2 separate regions of the Homo sapiens genome follow, and region 1 is linked to region 2. Evidence: read pairs that join two places in POLR2A ChIA-PET (ENCODE). Cell type or tissue: PC-9. All regions are shown on one strand. Each heading gives the region's core, and the rest is flanking DNA. Links, peaks and the distances in the headings are about the cores only.

What was found. Peaks named below come from ENCODE experiments on the same cell type or tissue, not always from the same donor. Only the 100,000 strongest peaks of a DNase experiment are listed, where the experiment ranks them.
Region 1: POLR2A ChIA-PET joins it to region 2 with 8 read pairs; 2 of 35 experiments call an interaction of 5 or more read pairs at or near these places.

What each region holds. Positions count from the first base shown.
Region 1 is chr1:198,124,529-198,127,458 of GRCh38, reverse strand. No RefSeq gene overlaps it. Among named protein-coding and RNA genes, the nearest start is that of NEK7, 31 kb to the left of the region's middle. In PC-9, for the core only: no CTCF peak of the experiment used is centred there; DNase peaks (open chromatin) are centred at 888 and 1,288; H3K27ac peaks cover 1,056 bases.
Region 2 is chr1:198,027,432-198,030,361 of GRCh38, reverse strand. No RefSeq gene overlaps it. Among named protein-coding and RNA genes, the nearest start is that of LHX9, 110 kb to the right of the region's middle. In PC-9, for the core only: no CTCF peak of the experiment used is centred there; no DNase peak of the experiment used is centred there.

The DNA of each region.
Region 1 (2,930 bases), core at 260-2,759, 97 kb before region 2:
ACTTATATTAAAATATTTTTTATTGTTTATTTGAAATTCAATTTTTTTTTTTGAGACAGAGTCTCACTCTGTCATCCAGGCTGGACAGTGTGTGATCTTGGCTCACTGCAATCTCTGCCTCCTGGGTTCAAGCGATTCTAGTGCCTCAGCCTCCCGAGTAGCTGGGATTACAAATGTGCACCATTTGTGATGAGCCTGGCTAATTTTTGTATTTTTAGTAGAGACGGGGTTTCACCATGTTGGCCAGGATGGTCTTGAACACCTTGCCTCAAATGATCCTCCCACCTCGGCCTCCCAAAGTGCTAGGATTACAGATGTGAGCTACCGTGTTCGGCCTGAAAGTCAAATTTAATTGGGCATTTATTTTTTAAATTGCTAAATCTGGCAACTGGAATGTAAAACTATTCACTGGGATGAGATATTGTTATCGCTCTTTTTAGAGCTAGGAGATACCTGAACATTGGTGGTTGGAAAAAATTACCATGTTTATACTAGATTAGGCAACAGATCATGTTTTGAATTAAAATTCTTGCTCACCAGTAAATTTATTATTTACCTACTCTGTGTTTTAAAGTTCTAATTTCTATAATTATGTTTCTGTCCGTAGTGACATTAAGAGTCCATGTTTTATAAAATGACAAGAGTGATATTGAGATATAAGTTCATATTTAGCAGTAGAAAAAAAAGAGAACTACTTAACTTCACCGATTGACCTTTCTAAATTATAAAACATAAAATCGTCTTAACAATATTTTATGAGGCTTGGACTCCTAACTGGGCTAGTTACTAATTACCAGAAAATGCCTGACCTAGGGGTCACTGTTATTATTGAAAGCAGCTCAAAATTCATAACAAAATATTACATAATCAGTGTTTTATGTGTTGAAATGTGAAATGTTGAATGGTCATTTGCCAGCAGATTCTGTGCTGCTTGTAGTTCTCATCATTTTTTTTTGTAAGTAGTTTAAAGAGTAACCAATTAGAAAGCTTACTGGAATAACCAATTGGGAAGCAAGGTTTAATTCTCAACATTCCATTAGGTTTATAATATACAATAAACTTGAAGGCTACCACTTTTCACTAGGCCTGCCAATTAGCTTGTCTACATCCAGGTTGGAATCCCAGCCAAGAATTGTGCACTAAAATAAGTTGAAATGGGCTCCATTTAATCCATAATTTCTTTAGTCCAGATCACACCACTGTTATGAGTAAAGAATGAGAAAGGGTTTTTTTTGTTTGTTTTGTTTTGTTTTGTTTAGCAATGACCAGTCCCATGCCTTACACTATGAGGAATTTGACAGTGACAAGTGAGCTCTGATGTCTCTGTGATTTCTTTGGTTGAGTGCCAGCATCCAAAGTCTCTGGTATTTAAAGCTCATCCTGCTTGAGCCTCCTGCATTTTGTACTCTCAGTGAAGATTTGCAAAAAACTTTTACTCAGAACTACTTGAATACAGGGCATAATTTATTATTTGGAGAGTTCAGTTTATTCTCAAAAAAATATTTAGGTGATGGAAACATTTACCTTTCTACATTTCCTTGAATCTACTACCACTCATTGTAAGACACCAGGGATTTTTAGACAGCATTTGGTGACAAAACAACAAGACAATATTAATTCTATATAAAATATATGCTGTATTTAATATGTGATTCATAAACACTATTAAATGCATATACTAATTATACATTTATTCTAATTTCATCGAGTTAAGTTTATCCATTCAGCTTGTATTAATTAAGTCCCTACTTTTGCCAAATACTGTTTTAAGTGCTGTTTCAACAAGTTGGATAAGGAGCTTACATTCTTGCAAATAGATGTATCTTAGATGTGCCTTAGATGTGTTTTAGAATCGAAGAAATACAGTGACTTAAGTGAATTCTTTTGAATTAGTGGCCTTAATAAGGGCTTAATGAAAATGAAGATACTTGGGAAAATATCAAAAGAATGTTGTCGCCCATTTGTAAATAAACAGGCACTTAGCATCTATCATTGGCACTGAATTTACATGTTCCATATACTTTCTGCTGGCTAATACGTGTGGCTCCCTATAAAGCCATCATGTTCATCATTTTAGTAACATTTTTATGTAGGAGTTGTTTGTTTGTTTGCTGCTCAAAGCAACTCACTCTCCTGTTTTAAGAAATCTAGACTGAGCCGTGAGCATACAGTTTTGGAGGGTAACCCTCCAAAAATTAAAGATTTTTGCAGAGAAAATTTTCCAGAGAAAATTAAAGATGAAACATTAGTCCCTAGTCTAAAATTATGAAATAACTTCATTGGTTTTCTAGGAATTATCTCAGGTAGCAACATAGAGAAAGGGAAGTATACATGAACAGTTGGTGCTTTTTTACTCAGTCCCTTAAATATTATTACCACCTCTTCTGTTAACTTCTATGTGCTTGCCAGATTCCTCATTTTAAAAGGTTTTCAAGTCACTGATTTTGTAAGAAATAAAGAATAGTCATTGCCAGCACTATCCTTTTTTCTAAAATTAGTATTTCTAATCACATTAGACATGTTTTCAGTATCTAGAGAGGATGCCTACTCCCTACAGCTATCATGAACCATTAACTTTAATTAAAATTTACAAGTCTAATGTTGTTACATCTGCTAAAAGCATTAACTTCCATGTTAATTATGAAAATGTTAATGTTACATTAAAATAATGTTCCCTTTTGACAGTTCATCTATAGTTTAATTATTTATTTTGTTGGGGAATAAGTTCTAAAAATTGAGAAGAGAAAAGACTGTGAAGTCAAATTAGAAAAACGAGATAGAGTAGCAAAACTTCTAAGGAGTAAACCTTGTGATTCAGATAAAAGTGGCTGAAGCATACTTGTTTTCTTTATTCTGTATTTAGGAAATGTGTTCTCTTGTCTTGCATCTGAAATATTTTTTACAATAGTTCTTCCCCGTTTTCTTCTTGC
Region 2 (2,930 bases), core at 209-2,708:
AATGCATTAAAGCATGTAGTGGATGCTACTATGAGACAATCCTATATACACAAGGTAGCTCTTCCTAGCTGCATTTTACAGATGTGAACAATGAAGTACAGAGAGGTAAATTAACTCACTCAGGGTTGCATAGCTAAGAAATAGCATAGCGAGAATTAAAATCCAGATCTGTCTTACTTGAAGGTCATCATTTTTGGCTACTCTACTATATAGATCATTAAAGAGATCAGTTTGGACTATGTCAGACCAGTACTAAATTCTTGAGAATTTATATAAATGTACTAAGGAGAAACAAGACAAAAGCTAACAAATAGCGCACACCTCCCTATATGTATAAAAAATAATATTGAGGAAAGCAACACACTAAGAGACAAGAGACACAGGTTCTAATCTCAACAGTACCATGTAAACTTTCTACTTACTGTGAATTGGGGAAATTGCTTTAGGTCTCATAGGCTTGGGACTCATTAAATAAACTTCAATTCTCCTCTAAACTTAAAATTATAGCTAACAGTATAATTACTATGATAGCATTCTGTTAACAAAAAAGATGCCACCTAAAATTCATTGTATGCGAACATTACATTAGACTCTTCTCAGATATCCTTTAGATTCTCCATTTCCTAAATTTACTTATAACGTCATTTCCATGTTTGTTCTTAGAACTCTCTTCTGAACAGCATGTTCTGAGTCACTATCACTACTCCAAACTACACTGGAAATTTTGTCTTATATGCACTTTGCTTTCAGAGATAATTTGTAACTTCCTTCCCAAAAGGGTACCACTTTTTCTCTCAAGCAATGCAACCTTGGAACAAAAAGATATGGTATATATGGTTCTGTCATCTCCAAGTATTTAAGTACTCCCTGCAGTCAGGTATCATTATTCATTATCACCAGTTTTGACTTAACCCATTACTGGGTATTCAGTGACCATACAAGTTGGAGAAGGGGCCCTCTGAGGGCATGACAGTAGGCTGTTCTCATTCTAACCTTGCCATGGCAATCTAGAAGTCTCCAGGGACCTCCAAAATCAGACTATTCCTAAGTTCCTTTTCAGTAAAGAAGTAGAAGAAAACTGGGGAAACGGCAGGGGAAAAGGATGAAGAAGCAAGCTGGAGACCGATCAGGAAAACAACAGGAAGGATAAATATTTTTCACGCTGAGAAGAAGGTAAAAGATAAGCTGACAGAGATGTCTAATGGCCATAGATAGTGGGTTATTATAAAAGTAATAAAAATCCTTCCCTAAAGATGATAGAAAATTGTAAAGAAGGTGAAGAGTCAAGGAGAGGAGTAAAGACATTACAGGCAGTTCTCAATTCTAAAGCTCTTCCAATATCTTAGCATGAAAACAACTATGCATTGTCCAAGCAATGTGAGGTAAAAAAGCCTATCTCAAATATTTCAGGAGACTTTATTTTTAATGTTAGCATGAAGAAATTGCAATGAGAAAAGTAAACCAGTAATATCAACTTTTGTGAAGATTTTTATTAAAAAATCAAATGACACTAAATCTCTGATGCCCATTAAATCGTTCTAAAATCTAAAGAATCCTTCTTGAATGCTATATTCCTAATAAATAACACCTTTATTAGGAATCCTGGTCCTCATTTACCTGCTCATTTTTGGCTTTAAAAATTACATAAATAAGAACTTTATATAGTAGCTAATGATAATATATTATTAAACAAAGTTAGCCTACAGTGTCTTCTTGCATTAGTTATAGATGCACTAGAAGATTGTATGATGAGTAACCTAAAAATGCACCTATAGATGCATTTTTTGTAGCTTTAAGATGATGCTTGTAATGATTTCTATAACAGAACAGGCGTCTGTCCCTTAGTCAATCATTTAATTTCTTATTATAACAGGAAAAAATTAGATCTAACCTCTAGTATTTAGAGTTAGTACCAATTATCTAAAAACCAAACTCTGCTGTAACCAAAAAAGTGTCTATCAATAATTAAAGACACACATATATCAAGTTTTTTTTTTTTTTTTGAGACAGAGTTTCACTCTTGTTGCCCAGGCTGGAGTGCAATGGTCCAATCTTGGCTCACTGCAACCTTTGACTCCTAGACTCAAGCAATTCTCCTGCCTCAGCCTCCCAAGTAATTGAGATTACAGGCAGCTGCCACCCTGCCACCACACCCAGCTAATATTTTTTTTTTTTTTTTTTTTTTTTTTTTTTTTTTTTTTTTAGTAGAGATGGAGTTTCACCATGTTGGCCAGGCTGGTCTCGAACTCCTGACCTCAGTTGACCCACCCACCTTGGCCTCCCAAAGTGTTAGGATTACAGGCGTGAGCCACCATGCCTAGCCTCAACTTTTTATAGTTAAAAAAATTGTAGTGTGTAAATAATTACACAAAAAAAATTGTACAAGTATATCCCTGCATTCTGTCTCTCTCAATTTACTTACATACATAGCAAGCCATTAAAGGTTTTTTTTTTTTTAAGATAGTGGAATGCTGGAAATGTATTTTCTTCTTTTTGCTTTTGTACAGTATGCTAATTTTCTAAAATGAACAAATTTTACCTTTATAATCAGGAAAATGTTACTTTTAAAACATTCTTGAATTATGTTTTACTTGTCACTTCTAAGCTATCTTGATATTTGTTACTTAAATTATATTTTGCTTATTTCAATAACTATGTAAATACTGGTAAAGGTGAATGACATCTACTATCTAAATACTAAATATTTAGAATATCTAAATACCAGATATAGCTATTAAAAAGAGAAAATGTATTTCTGAATATTAACAGTACAAAACAATGCAAAGAAAGTGACAATTTGGGGACATCCGAAAACTGTCATAGACGTCTTGATGGGAATTTACTATTAATAGCGAGGCTGACTAAGATATTTGTAAATAATGAGGCTTAAGAATAACAGAAAACACATTATACTAGAATTTTAAAATTAC